Regions from separate parts of the Homo sapiens genome. Here region 2 is linked to region 1. A link is a contact called in ENCODE Hi-C data. All regions are on one chromosome and are shown on one strand. Each heading gives the region's core, a stretch centred on a gene start or an enhancer-like site at or near the end of the contact. The rest is flanking DNA. Distances are from core to core; before and after follow the strand shown. Region 1 holds the start of ANXA6 (annexin A6). Region 2 has its middle 15 kb from the start of SPARC.

What was found. A loop is a pair of places that touch in the nucleus more often than their neighbours do. Pooled maps may share reads with other maps.
Region 2: a map with no recorded cell type shows a loop between it and region 1 (2.2-fold over the local background). The contact joins the enhancer-like site here to the promoter of ANXA6 in region 1. A Hi-C loop is called at or near these places in 2 of 37 single-sample maps with no recorded cell type and 3 of 50 pooled maps.

Annotation. Positions count from the first base shown.
Region 1 is chr5:151,156,529-151,164,290 of GRCh38, reverse strand. ANXA6 (annexin A6) reads left to right here and starts at 6,512. Exons shown (of 26, transcript NM_001155.5): 1 at 6,512-6,611. RefSeq lists a silencer at 5,640-5,699 and an enhancer at 5,495-6,351.
Region 2 is chr5:151,697,865-151,705,626 of GRCh38, reverse strand. It overlaps the pseudogene RN7SKP232. Among named protein-coding and RNA genes, the nearest start is that of SPARC, 15 kb to the right of the region's middle. RefSeq lists an enhancer at 5,347-6,168. Within about 2 kb of position 3,154, at least 4 of the 41 ENCODE cell types and tissues checked have a DNase peak (open chromatin) inside an H3K27ac peak, as active enhancers do.

The DNA.
Region 1 (7,762 bases), core at 5,263-7,762:
CCTGAGGTCAGGAGTTCGAGACCAGCCTGGCCAACAGGTGAAACCCTGCCTCTAATTAAAAAATACAAAAATTAGCTGGGAGTGGTGGCAGGTGCCTGTTCCCAGCTACTCAGAGGCTGAGGCAAGAGAATCACTTGAACCCGGGAGGCGGAGGTTGCAGTGAGCCAAGATTGTGCCACCGCACTCCAGCCTGGGCAACACAGCAAGACTCCATCTCAAAGAAAAAAAAAAGAAAATGTGGTATATATACACCGTGGAATACTACTCAGCCATAAAAAGGAATGAAATAATGGCATTCACAACAACCTGCATTGGAGTTGGAGACCATTATTCTAAGTGAAGCAACTCAGGAATGGAAAACCAAATATCATATGTTCTCACTTACAAGTGGGAGCTAAGCTATGAGGACATGAATACATAATAATGATATGTAATGGACTTTGGGGACTCTGGGGTGAGTGGGGAGAGATAAAAGACTACACATTAGGTACAGTGTACACTGCTTGGGTGACAGGTGCACTAAAATCTCAGAAATTACCACTAAAGAACTTATCCATGTAATGAAAAACTACTTATTCCCCAAAAACCATTGAAATAAAAAACAATTTTAAAAATACAGTGTTGGACAGTGAAACCTCGTCTCTACCAAAAAATGAAAAAAATTAGCTGGACGTGGTGGTGCACACCTGTAGTCCCAGCTACTCCGTAGGCTGAAGCATCAGGATAGCTTGAGCCCAGGAGGTTGAGGCCGAAGTGAGCTGAGATTGTGCTACTGCTCCAGCCTGGGGGACAGAATGAGACCCTGTCTCAAAAAAAAAAAAAGAATGAAAAAAAAAAAGTTGGGCATGGTGGCTCACATTATACCAATGCTGGTGTAATCCCAGCATTTTGGGAGGCTGAGGCAGGAGGATGGCTTGAGCATAGGAGACCAGCCTAGGCAAGATGGTGACACGCCATCTCTACAAAAAATACAAAAATTAGCTGGGCAGGTGGCATACACCTGTAGTCTCAGCTACTTGGGAGGCTGAGGTGAGGGGATCACCTGATCCTGGGGAGGTCAAGGCTGCAGTTGAGCCATGATCACACCACTGCAGTCCAGCCTGAGTGACAGAGTGAGACCCTGTCTCCAACAACAACAATAAAACAGTGTTGGGCCTACAGCTTCCTCTGTATTTTAGATTATTTTCTTAGGATTGATTCCTGTAAGTGATGATTAGCTCAAAGAGAATGAGCAGTATATTAGTGTTTACTCCTACTTGCTGCTGTAGCTCAGGAATTAAGGCCCTGGGCTCTGCAGTCAAGGGAATCTGGCTTTCAATCCTGCCTCAGTCACGTGGGCTGAATTTGGGCAAAGATCAAAAATTTCAGTTACTTTTATTGCAAATTAAGAATACAAATAGCCCTGACATTTGTACACTACAGCCCATTCTGTCTCCAAACATTGCTGCAGGAATTCTCCCTTCTCTCTCCTCCATCAATTTTTTTACCTTCTATATGATAACTCCCACCAGCATACAAATATGCTGTTATGTCTTCAATCTTTAAAAAAATCAAACAAAAGCCCTTCTCTTGACACCAATTCCCTTGCCAGACACTGCCTCATTCCCTTGCTGGCCTTCGCAGCAAAACTCCCAGAATAAGTAGTTTAGGCTTTTTATCTTACACCGTTCCCATCAGGCCTTTACCCCCAACATTCTGCAATTCACAGCAAGAGATAAGTTGGCTTTCACATTGCTAAACCCAATGATAGATTTGTAGACCTTGTCCTACTTTACCTAAAAGCAGCATTTGACACACCTGATCACTCCCTTATTTTTCACTTTGCTGCCACATTCTCCTGGGGTAGTTTCCTCCCATCTTACTACAATCTCCTTCCCAGTCACCTTTGCTGAATTCTTTTCTTCTCCCCAACTCTTTTATTTTATTTTTTGAGAGTCTCACTCTGTCTCTCAGGCTGGAGTGCAATGGTGCCATCTCACTGCAATCTCCACCTCCTGGGAGTGATTCTCCTGCCTCAGCCTCCCAAGTAGCTGGGATTACAGCATGCACCACCACGTCCAGCTAACTTTTTGTATTTTTAGTAGAGATGGGGTTTAACTATGTTGGTCAGGCTGGTCTTGAACTCCTGGCCTCAAGTGATCCACCCACCTCAGCCTCCCAAAGTGCTGGAATTACAGGCATGAGCCACCGGGTCCGGCCTCTCCCCAAATGGTAACATAAGAGTGTCTCAGACTCGGTCCTTAGCATCGTGGGTGATCAGCAACTATTTGGGGCTGGCGGTACAGGCAGTAAGAAGAATTTACCAAGGCAGTTGTAGGTAAAGAAAGGCAGATTTATTAGAGAAAGTATGAAAATACATTGCTGCCAGACGTGGTGGCTCATGCCTATAATCCCAGCACTTTGGGAAGCCGAGGTGGATCACGAGGTCAGGAGTTTGAGACCAGCCTGATCAACATGGTGAAAACCCATCTCTACTAAAAATACAAATATTAGCCAGGTGTGGTGGCACGCACCTGTAATCCCAGCTACTCAGGAGCCTAAGGCAGAAGAATCGCTTGAACCCGGGAGGCGGAGGTTGTGGTGAGTCGAGATAGTGCCACTGCACTACAGTCTGGGCGACAGAGTGAGACTTCATCTCAAAAGAAAAACAGAAAAGAAAAGAAAATACGTTGCAAGGGTGCAACGGGCAAGTTAGCAAAACAGAAGCTAACTGCAAGAAAACAAAATCTGGCTAAGGATTTTATAGGATGGTGCTTGTGCTGTGTGCTGAAGAGGGCTTTGTGCAGTACTGATAACATCAAGGGTGCAGGGAGCTTGCGTGCATTTTTCTATCAGGTGAGGGTCTGGCAATAGCTGGGCGCAGATAAGATTGTGAGTTATTCGCACAGGAGGGCTATGCATCCTGGGCCATGAAGAAAGGCAGACTTATAGCTTATCTGCTTTCTCTTTTTGCTTTCCCTTGGTCCTGCCAGCCTGACTCCTTTTGCCGAACTAGGACTCCATATTTAGTTCTCTTCTCCCTTAAGGATCTCATCTCTTGAACTCCAGACTTGACTAGCCAACTGCGTACTTGACATCTCCTGTTGGGTGTCTAATAGAAATGTTCAACAAACTGGTCAAAAACTGAACTCCTGATCTTTTCCCCACTTCTAATTCCCAAAATTGCTTTCCCTGCAGTCTTGCTCATTTCAGTTGATGGTAACTCCATCCTTCCAGTGGCTCAGGCCAGGATCCCTGAAGCCATTCTTGACTCTTTCTCATCTCCCACCTGATCCTTCGGAAATCATGTTCAACCTTCAAATACATCCCATCTCCAACCACTTCCCCCACCTGCATTTATACCAGCCTGTCTCTTGCCTGGATTACTGCAAAATCTCCTAGCAGATCCCCTTCTTCTACTCTTCCCCCAACAGTATTCAGTATTTCCAACACAGGAGACTTCAGTGACCCTTTAAAAAATATGTCTTGGCCAGGTGCGGTGGCTCACACCTGTAATCCCAGCACTTTGGGAGGCCAAGGCAGGTGGATCACCTGAGGTCAGGAGTTCAAGACCAACCTGGCCAACATGATGAATCCCCGTCTCTACTAAAAAAATACAAAAATTAACTGGGCATGGTAGCAGGTGCCTGTAATCCCAGCTATTTGGGAGGCTGAGGCGGAAAGAATTGCTTGAACCCACGAGGTGAAGGTTGCAGTGAGCCGACATGGCACCACTGCACTCCAGCCTGGGCAACAGAACGAGCCTCTGTCTCAAACAAACACAAAAGTCTTATCCAGAATATAAAAAGAACTCATATAACTTAACAACAAAAAAGACAAAAAATCCAATTTAAAAATGAGCAAAAAGCATGATTAGATATTTTTCCAAAGAAGATGTACAAATAGTGGCCAATGAGCACACAAAAAAGATACTCCACATCATTAGTCAGAAGGGAAATGCAAATCAAAAACACAATTATAGATGCCATTTCATAATGACTAGAGCACAAGTTTTTTGTACTTTTGTTTTTTTGAGACAAGTTCTCACTCTGTCGCCCAGGCTGGAGTGCAGTGGTGCAATCACGGCTCACTGCAGCCTCTACCTTCCAGCTTCAAGGGATCATCCCACCTCAGCCTCTCCAGTAGCTGGGATTGCAGGCATGTGCCACTACCCCTGGTTAATTTTTTGTAGAGATGCGGTTTCGTCATGTTGTCCAGGCTGGTCTCAAACTCGTGGGCTCAAGCAATTCACCCACCTCGGCCCTCCCAAAGTACTGGCATTACAGGCATGAGCCACTGTGCCTGGCCGGGTACAAATTTTTAAAAAATAAAATACAAGTGTTGGCAAGGACATGGAGAAATTAAAAGCCTCATACATGACATGGCTGATGGGAATATAAAATGTTGCAGCCACTCTGAAAAAATGTTTGGCAGTTCCTCAAAAACTTAAATGTAGAATTACTATATGACCCAGCAGTTTCATTCCTAGGTAAATACACAACGACAATTGAAAACAGGTACTCAAATAAGTATTTGTATGCAAATGTTCATTAGCAGCACTATTCACAATCAGCAAAAGGGGGAAACAATGCACTATCCATCAACAGATGGATGGATAAACAAATTATAGTGTACTTATACAACGGAAAATTATTCAGCCATTAAAAGGAATGGAGTGCTGGACCGGACACGGTGGCGCATGCCTGTAATCCCAGCACTTTGGGAGGCAAAGGCGGGTGGATCACCTGAGGTCAGGAGTTCGAGACCAGCCTAACTAACATGGTAAAACCCCATCTCTACTAAATACAAAAATAAATTAGCCACACGTGGTGGTGCATGCCTGTAATCCCAGCTGCTCGGAAGGCTGAGGCAGGAGAATTCCTTGAATCTGAGAGGTGGAGGTTGCAGTGAGCCGAGATCACGCCATTGCACTCCAGCCTTGGCAACAAGAGCAAAACTCCAACTGAAACTAAAAAAAAAAAGGAATGGAGTGCTGATACATGCTACAGTGTGGATGAACTTCAAAAACATGCCACATGAGGCCAGGCACGGTGGCTCACGCCTGTAATCCCAGCACTTTGGGAGGCCGAGGCAGGTGGATCACCTGAGGTCGGGAGTTCAAGACCAACCTGACCAACATGGAAAAACCCCGTCTCTACTAAAAATACAGAATTAGCTGGGTGTGGTGGCGCATGCCTGTAATCCCAACTACTCGGGAGGCTGAGGCAGGAGAATTGCTTGAACCCAGGAGGCAGAAGTTGTGGTGAGCAGAGATCACGCCACTGCACTCCAGCCTGGGCGACAAGAGTGAAAAAACAACAACAAAAACAAACAAACAAAATGCCACATGAAAGAAGTCAGACAAGAAGGGTTGCATCTCATGTGATTCCATGTATATGAAATATCCAGAATAGGCACATCCGCAGAAGCAGAAAGCAAATTGGTGGTTGCCAGAGACGAGGGGTAAGGGAAAGTTAGGAGTGACTGCTCAGTGGGTATACTGTTTTATTTTTCCGTGAAGAGAATATTTTGGAACTAGATAGAGGTGGTGGATACACAACATTGTGTCTGTACAAAATGCCACTGAATTGTTGACTTTAAAATGGTTAATTTTATGTTGTGTGGATTTCATCTACCCAAAAATAATACCCTTTCTTTGCTCAATATCCTGCAATGGATCCCCAGTTGACTCAGAGTAAAAGACAGCGTGCCTTCAAGGGCCCCGGAGGTCCCACCTGATTGGGTCCCTCTTATCTCTCCTCTCCCTCCCACTCACTCCATTCCAGCCACACTGGCCCCCCTGCTGATCCTCGGAGGCGCCAGGTGGCCTCCTGCTAGGAGCATTTGCTCCAGCAGTTTCCTCTGCCTGGAACACTTTCCGCAGGTATCTGTCCAATTCTTCTAACTTCCTCATCTTCTCCTTACCAATCCCCTGGGGACAATAATTCTCAGTTTCCTCTGTATTCTCAGTTTATCAATTTTTCCTGTTCTAGCGCTGGATTACAACTGCTGGTCTCCCTGCCTGCCTTCCCTGCTTCCCAGAGCACGAAGAAGCTTGCCTCCGCAACCCACTATTTGTGTGACCTTGGTCCAGGAACTGGACTGGGCTCTCCTCCTGAAAGTGGGTAAATAATGTCACCGACCTAATGAGGCTGTTGAGGCATGGAATCTGATCAGGCAGATAAAGTGCCCCTGGCAAACCTCAATTTTCTGTTTCTCAACAAAGCTTTGGCGACTTATAAGAATTTGCGGGAAAGTGTCCAGAACCCGGAGTCAGGAGCCCTGACTTCTAGCCCTGAAGGGCCGCGTGACCTTGGCCAAAGCCCCTAATCCTTCTCAGTCTCAGATCCGGGGGCTGGAAACTGAGGAGGTTCTCCCGGCAAGCCCCTCGGGCTAGTGACATTCTAAGATTCCAAGAGCTAAGGAGCTAGAGGGGTGGGGTGGAGGAGGGAGGCGGGCGCGCCGGATTGGCCTCTGCGCGCCACGTGTCCGGCTCGGAGCCCACGGCTGTCCTCCCGGTCCGCCCCGCGCTGCGGTTGCTGCTGGGCTAACGGGCTCCGATCCAGCGAGCGCTGCGTCCTCGAGTCCCTGCGCCCGTGCGTCCGTCTGCGACCCGAGGCCTCCGCTGCGCGGTGAGTGGGCTGAGGCTGGAGAGGGGAGTCGCTCTGGGAACCCCTTCCCGGGGGCTGCAGGGACACAAGAAATAAGCGCCCAGTCATCGGCTGATGGGTACCCCCCGCCAGGAGCAGGGACGGGAGGGCGCGGTAACCCGAGAGTGTCGCAGACTGGGTGTGTCTGGGGAGCGCAGCGGAGCAAATCTGGGGTCGGGGCGGAGAGGCGCGGGCGGAGGGCGCCCTGGCTAGGGGGAGGGGAGGGAGTCCCGTTGCTGCAGAGGGTCTGGTTGAGGGTCCTGGGCGCCGGAGCTGAGCCAGGGGCTGGTCCTGCCGGCCTTAATTTGGGGGGGCTCAAGAGACTTTGAAGGTCCGGGGTTGGGGTCAGCTGGACGCCAGTCAAAGGACCCGCAGAGAAGGGTGTGGCTGAGGCCCAAGACTGAGAGCAAGAGCGTTGGACCCTCCAGCTGCTTATAAAATGGCTTGTGTGTGGTGTCGGGGGAGGGCTGCCTGCGTGCAGAGAGCTGAACGTCCGGTCGTACATACCTCAGGGCCTCATTGGACCCCATCCCCTTTGGGCCACTGCTTGTCTATGAATGCAGTCTCCCAACGGGGCTCCGAGGCCTCCTATGGTGAGGCAGGGGCACTACCCTTCTTTCTGCATCCCCTAAGCGGTCTAGGCCTTCCCAAAGTTTGGGGGCTTCAAATAATTCCCCATATACCAGCATGGGAGCAAAATACCCTGAATCGGAATCCCAGCCCCTGTTGCAGTGTGACTTTGGGCGGTGGCTTTCCCTCTCTGAGCCTGGATTTCCTTCTCCAAGTCCATAGTTGAGAAACCCAGTCTCTTTCAAAGGAAACAATGGCTTTGAAAACTGATTTATTTGTCAGCTGTATGGAATGATTGCAGGTTTGGGAGTCTTGATTATAGATTTGGGAAGCCTGGCACAACCCTTGTAGGCCCTACAAGGGGAAAGGGCAGGAGGTCCTTTGGGACAACTAATCTGGCCACGGCTTCCTGCCTCCTCCTTCCTTTCCCTAGATTCTAGTGGGTCTTCTCTGACAATTCCAAATTTGGACATATGGCTCCCGGGTTTGTGAAAGGACTCTGGTTTCCCCCCAAGAGTCCGCCCTTTTCCCTCCATTATTCCTTCCCCCTTGCCCAAAACATG
Region 2 (7,762 bases), core at 1,905-4,404, 540 kb before region 1:
CCCCATCACATACCTTTTCCCAGGAGTAATTCAAAATAAATCCCATATATTATATCATGATACCCATAAATATTTCAGTATCTATAGCTAATAGATAAGGTCTTTCTTTTCAACATAGCCACATCGCCCTCATCTCATCTAACAAAATTAAAGTAGTTCCTTAATTAGCCATCTGTGGTGCTGCACGCCTGTAGTCCTAGCTATGGAAGGCTGAGACGGGAGGATTGCTTGAGCCCAAGAGTTTGAGGTCAGCCTGGGCGACATTGCAAGGCAAGGCCTCTAAAAAAACAGGAGAAAAAAGTAATCCCCTAATATCATTCGATACTCAGTCTGTGTTCAAATTTTCTGTTTTCTGAAAAATGCCTATTTAAATTTAGTTGCCTTGAATCAGGCTACAAAGAAGCTCGTGCTTTACACTGTATTCTTTTTTTTTTTTTTGAGACAGAGTTTCACTCTTGTTGCCCAGGCTGGAGTGCAATGGCGCGATCTTGGCTCACTGCAACCTCTGCCTCCCGGGTTCAAGGGATTCTCCTGCCTCAGCCTCCCAAGTAGCTGGGATTACAGGTGCCAGCCACCACACACAGCTAATTTTTGTATTTGTTAGTAGAGACGGGGTTTCACCATGTTGGTCAGGCTGGTCTTGAACTCCTGACCTCAGGTGATCCACCTGAAGTGCTCCCAAAGTGCTGGGATTACAGGCTTGAGCCACCACCGCGCCCGGCCTACACTTTATTCTTATGGTTCATTTAATCTATTAGAGATCCTCCCTTCACTCCCCACCTTTTGTCATGCCATTCATTTATTGAAGAAATCATGTTATTTGTCTTGCAAAATTCACCATATTCTGGTTTGGCTGATTTAATTCTTGTGTTTTTAGACACATTTCTCTATTCCTTTGTATTTCCCATAAACTGGTAGTTACACTCAGGTTAATTTCTTTTGCCATAAGTACTTCCTATGTCATGGTGTGCACATTTTATTACATCACACCATGAAGAACAAGATGTCTCTTTGTCCCACACTTAGTGATGTTAAGATTATTGAATTCGGATGTGAGGACGATCTGGCTACGATATGTGTCACCTCATTGACCGCCAGGGTTGATTTGGCTGCTCTGGCTGGCTAGGCAGGTGTCCCTGTCCTTCCTCACCACTCCATGCACGTCCCCCTGAAGCTGAGTGCTAGGTCTGAGAGGATGACCATCCCAGACAGAGCTGGACTGGTCTTCAGTCAAGGGTGTACAAACAGCTGCACTCCCCTGCTAGAACCTCCAAACAAACTATCAAGATTATTGAACTGGTTCAAGTACTGTTGTCCTGGCCCATCCATTACATGGTTCCTCATCGACCTCTCATTCCTTAATCGTTACTTTGACCCATTACTCTTAGGGGCTGCAAAATGTTGATCTTCAATTTCTAACAATGCTTCCTCAATGTTTTAAGGAAGAACTTCCCCTTGAGAAAGAAAAGTAGCTCAGAGCTGTCCAAAGAATGTGGAGTGTGCAAAATTTATCAGGCTGTGAGAGACCATGAGTATGAGACAGTCTTGACACCCACCCCCTTCCACTCCCATTTTCCAGGGACAATTGTTTAAAGGCATTTTTTTCTTTCTTTCCTTCACCAAAGCTTCCAGACTAGTTGATAAATAACCTAAACTGTTACCATAAGTTGCACTATGTGACCTTTACCCATTATCTTTATGTTCCTGGAATTTGTGGTGCAAAAGAACGTTGTATAGCCAATCAATAGCTTATGTTATTTTAATGTAAATTTAATTATACAAAACACTTAATAGTTCCAAAGTTAAAACTATATAACAAAGTAATCAGAGAACACTAGCTTTTTATCAACAACATTTTCTCTCTCCCTAAGGTAACCATCTCTATTAATTTTTAGTTTTACCTTTCAGTTGCTTCTTTTTGGGTATGTGAGCAAATGCACATGTGCATGTTTTTATTTTTCTCTCTCTTGCAGTCTAAACATTGCTCTGCACTTTGTTTTTAATGGTTTGTTCACTTTTTACTAATATTCCCTGAAGCTCATTCTATAGCATTATATAAAAATTATTCATCCCTTTTTACATTTGGTTAGAACGTAATAGCATAATTGTATTATCACTGTCAATTACTTTCTCTTTATGACAAGTGTATCAGCCAGGTTCCTGGCAGAAAACAGATGGCACTTTCAAAATGGGTAATCTGAGAATTTCATCAAGGGACTATTTATAAAGATGTGGGCCCTGTGTATGTAAATCACAAGGACAGTGCAGTCCTCTAGGGACAGCTGCAGCAAGGTGCCTGAGGGGTAAGGGAGAGTGGGTACTAGAACCAGAGAGAGGGCCAAGGAACAGGAGCTCAGCCCTTGGGTTGAAGAACACAGCCAGTCTGCTGTGATCCTCTAGGGAAGGGGATGGGGAAAGAAAGATTCTAACTTCACTCTTGTTTCTCCCTCTTCCCAGTCGCCTACTGATGCTCCCCACTGGCCAATCCCAGATGGAAACAGAGGCCATGGGAGCTCATGGGTGTGGGCCATAAGGTCAGCCCCTCTGGCCTAGAGAGCAGTTGGGGAGGGGCAGAGAGTGGATCTGAGGGGATATGTGGACACACTTGGCAAATTATACTCTTTTTTCAGTGTTATGATATAAGGTTTTCTTTAAGTTAAATTTATTTAGATTAAAAAAAAGTTGAAATTAAGTAATTCTGTAGGTGTTATGAGGATATGGCAACAAAGGTAAAGATGGTACCAGATGACTGAAGTCTCAGAAGTCCTGCTCTGGACCACTACTCCTTCTATTTTAGATATTGGCCTCCCCTCCCTCCTGCCCCTTCCCTGGCTGCCTTTCCCGTGGCCCTTTGAGAGCCTCTGAGAAACATTACGGAATGATATTTTTAATTGGAAAGCACAGGAGAGGCCCAGAAGAGTCCTTGGGTGAAGGGGTTGGCGAGCCTCTGAAATGGATCTATATACTCCCGGGCATCCCACGGCACCGGGCCCCACCCAGACCCACTCCCGTGGCTGCCCTCCCATGAGCACAAGGTGGCTTTCTTATTTTTTGGCCAGCTGAGCGGCTGAGGGAAGCTGGATGCCGCCTGCCTTTGGGGCCAAAACTCTGGGCTGGAAACTGAAAATGACCTTAAGGTGTAAATATCCCAGGCCTGGATTCAGTCCAAGCTGCACTTGGCCCTCACAAGCCAGTCATATAGCCTGAGGGGCTAAGAATGATCTCAGAGAGCCAAGTGCAGTGGCTCACGCCTGTAATCCCAGCACTTTGGGAGGCTCAGGCAGGCAGATCACGAGGTAAGGAGTTCGAGACCAGCCTGGCCAACATGGTGAAACCCCGTCTCTACTAAAAATACAAAAAAAAATTAACTGAGCATGGTGGCACTCACCTGTAGTCCTGGCTACTCGGGAGGCTGAGGCAGGAGAATCGCTTGAACCCGGGAGGTGGAGGTTGCAGTGAGCCAAGATCATGCCACTGGACTCCAGCCTGGGCAACAGAGCGAGACTCCATCTGAGAAAAAAAAAATTGTCTTGTGTGTTTATTTATGGGCCTGTTCTCTATTGCCTTCTCCCCAGAATGTAAGTGCCATGAAAGCAGGGACCTCGTCTGTCTTTGTCTCCACTGTAGCTCTTGTGCCTCACACAATACCTACATTTGTTTCACAGTGATGATGTTTCCATTATCAATAACTCACCATAGGAATTTTATATTTGTTTTACCATAATTTTAAAAATCAGCCTTAATAGTTACAAAAATTAGAAAGTTTAAGAAATAATGTTACAGTTAATTTTCAAGAATTTTACTGACTCCCACAGCGCTTGGATTACAGGTGCCAGCCAGTGTACCTGTCCTTGCTTTCTTGATGTTTTCTCTCTCTAGTGGTTTTGCTTCTTTCACAGTCTCTCTTTGCCTTTCCCTCTATGACTATTTTAAAAATGTAAAATGGGCTGGGCATGGTGGCTCACACCTGTAATCCCAGCACTTTGGGGGACGGAGATAGGAGGATTGCTTGAGCCCAGGAGTTCAAGAGCAGCCTACGCAACATAGTGAGACCCCCTCCCCCGCATCTCTATAATAGTAAAAAAATAGCTGGGCCTAGTGGTGTGCATCTGTAGTCCCAGCTACTCTGGAGGCTGAGGAAGGAGGATCACTTGAGCCTGAGAAGTCAAGGCTGCAGTGAGCCATGATCGCACCACTGCTCTCTAGCCTGGGCGACAGAGTGACACTCTGTCTCAAAAAGATAAAAATTAAAATAAAAAATAAAAGTATAAAATAACACATGATTATATTCTCATAAGAAATTGAAGTGCCTGCACAGTGGCTCACGCCTATAATCCCAGCAATTTGGGAGGTCGCAGCAAGAGCATCACTTGAGCCCAGGAGTTCAAGACCAACCTGGGCAACATAGAGAGACTCTGTCTCTAAATGAAAAAGAAAAGAAAAGAAAGAAATTCAAGATAGAAGTATAAATAAATAAATATAAAAGTCCCTCCCCTTCACCTCCATTTTCACTCCAATGTATCCCTTCCCCAGAGGCTAACATTACTTCTGGTGTTTTGTGCATGCATGGCTGATCTTGATCTCTGCTGCTAGCCTTTCTGTCTCTCTCTCTCTCTCTGACTCTGTGCATGGGTTCACTGGGTCTCAGTCCCTCTAACCTTTGTTTCTTCTGTTTCTCTGTGTGTCTCTTTCTCTGGCCTCTCTCAGTGTCCCTATGTCTCTTTCCCTTTCTATCTCTGCCTCTGCCTCTCACTCTGTCTCTTTCTTCATCTCTGTCTCATTCTATTTCTGCCTCTCTTATCAGAATACAGTTTTTAACAGTTAAAAACATGACTCATAAAAAATGAATAAAAATGAATAAAAAATGAGCACATGTTAATGATTTTTTTAACCCATTAATGAGGGAATAAGCAGCATGGTAAAGTTGGTTCAAAGAGAATTCAAAAAGAGATTATACAGCTACTGCATTGAAAGAATGCTGGAAAAAGGCTGCTGGGTAATATACAAAACCGGTTAACGCCCTGCAAGGCATTTGCACTGTCACCTCTGGGGTTCTTTTTTTTTGTTTTGTTTCTAATGGACAGAAACCTGCAAGTTAACATGTAACTTCAAAGTCAGAGCCCTCATCAATAGTAGGTAGCACAACCCCTAGAGAAGATGATCCCTGGATGGACTTGTCAGACCATGTTCCAGTCTAACACTGAGAGGACATGCAGTCACCCTTTTGCTTTGTTGCTAAGTTTCAGGTAAGTTTTCTTTGCATTTGTTTCTGTGTCTGTCTCATCTCTCTGTCTCTCTGTCTCCCACCTCTGTCTCTCTCTCTTTTTTTTTTTTTTTTTTTTGAGACGGAGTCTTACTCTGTCGCCAGACTGGAGTGCAGTGGCGGGATCTCCACTCACTGCGACCTCCACCTCCTGGGTTCAAGTGATTCTCCTGCCTCAGCCTCCCGAGTAGCTGGGGCTACAGGCATGCGCCACCACGCCCAGCTAGATTTTTTTTTTTTTGTATTTTTAGTAGAGATGGGATTTCACCATGTTGGCCAGGATAGTCTCGGTCTCTTGACCTCGTGATCTGCCCACCTCGGCCTCCCAAAGTGCGTGAGCCACTGTGCCCGGCCATTCTTTTCTTTTCTTTCTTTTTTTTTTTTTTTGAGATGGAGTCTCTCTCTTTCACCCAGGCTGGAGTACAGTGGCATGGTCTGGGATCACTGAAACCTCCGGCCCTCAGGTTAAAGCGATTCTCATGCCTTAGCCTCCCGAGTAGCTGGGATTACAGGCGCGTGCCACCACATCCAGCTAAGTTTTATATTTTTAGTAGAGATGGGGTTTCGACATGTTGGCGTGGCTTGTCTCAAACTCCTGACCTCAGATGATCCACCCGCCTTGGCCTCCCCATGTGCTAGGATTACAGGCATGAGCCACCATGCCTGGCCTCTGTCTCTCTCTTAATCATGGCAGACTCTCAGTGTCTGTCTCTCCCTTCCACTGTCTGACTCTGTCTGTCTTCCTTTGTCTCCTTTCTCTGTCTTGATTTAACAAACTTATTTTAATCACTTTCCCTTAGGGGTTGATCATGAGCCAGGACCTGCACCAGGAGCTACAGGGAGAGGACAGAGCTGAATCCAACATGCCCTTGACACTCTTTGTTTCTTTGCAGAATTGAAAGGAAATCAAATGGAAGTTCTGAGTGCTGGGAGAAGAGGAGCTGAGGGTGTGGGGACGTGGCAGGGAAAGGGAGGGCCAGCAAGCTGCAGTGGGCTGGAGTGAGCTCCCAGCTTCGGCTGGCTGGGCGGAGATGATTTCACACCACAAAAATGTCTGAATCAGGAGAATAACCTAACTTGGGATGGGGCTGGGAAGCGAGCCGTTCAGTGGGAGACGGGGGAGCTGGAGAGCTCAGCATTGGGCCAGATGGGGTGGCTGGCTATGATTTGTCCTGACCCTTGGGTCTCCCTAATGATCTTAGGAAAGAAACAATTCTTCTCCCATGCTGCAAGTGAAAGGGCAGAGTCCAGCCTCTAGAGAGATAGCAAGATAGACTTAGGGCTGCAACCCTGAAGAATCATGAAGTCTCTGCCAGCAAACTCAGGGATTTGAGTAAGGAATTCAGGGGAGGGAGAGAAGCAGGAGACAGAAAGAGGAGGAAAACACTGAATTTAATGGTCAAAAGGCCTTTAAGTTACATGGCCTCGTGAGTTTCAAGCATTTTATTAGCTGCAGAATCCTCGTTTACAATTAACATAGCAAAACAACAGCTGCCTCTAAGGGGTTCTCAGGAGGATCTGAACCCCATCATCTTGGTTCTCATCACCCACTGCCTGGAAACTATAACTTAACCCAATAGCCTCATTTTACAAATGAGCAAAATGGCTGGGCACAGTGGCTCACGTCTGTAATCCCAGCACTTTGGGAGGCTGGGGCAGGTGGATCACTTGAAGTCAGGAGTTCGAGACCAGTCTGGCCAACATGGTGAAACCCTGTCTCTACTAAAAATACAAAAATTAACTGGGCGTGGTGGCGGGTGCCTTTAATCCCAGCTACCCGGGAAGCTGAGACAGGAGAATTGCTTGAATCCAGGAGGCAGAGGTTGCAGTGAGCCGAGATCACACCATTGCACTCCAGCCTGGGCAACCAAGTGAGACTCCATCTCAAAAAAAAAAAAAAAAAAAAAAAATGAGCAAAGTAAGGCCCAGAACGAGAAAAGGATTTGCCCATATCATTTAATGATTGGGTGAGGAGCCCAGGTCTCTCGAATCCTTGTCCGGTGCTCATTTTGTTTATCTATCTATCTATCTATCTATCTATCTATCTATTTATTTTTGAGACAGGGTCTCGCTCTGTTGCCCAGGCTGCAGTACAGTGGCATGATCTCAGCTCACTGCAACCTCCACCTCCTGGATTCAAGTGATTCTCATGCCTCAGCCTCTTGAGTAGCTGGGATTAGAGGCATGCACCACCACATCTGGCTAATTTTATATTTTTAGTAGAGAAGGGGTTTCACCATGTTGGCCAGGCTGGTCTTGAACTCCTGACCTTAGGTGATCCCTCTGCCTTGGCCTCCCAAAGTACTGGGATTACAGGCATGAGCCACCGCACCTGGCAGTTTTTTTTTTCTTTCAAATAGGGTTTCACTTTGTTGCCCAGGCTAGAGTGCAGTGGCAGGATCACACCTCACTGCAGCCTTGACCTCCTTGGGCTCAAGTGATCCTGCCACCTCACCCTCCTGACTAGCTGGGATCTCAGGCCCATGCCACACCAGGCTA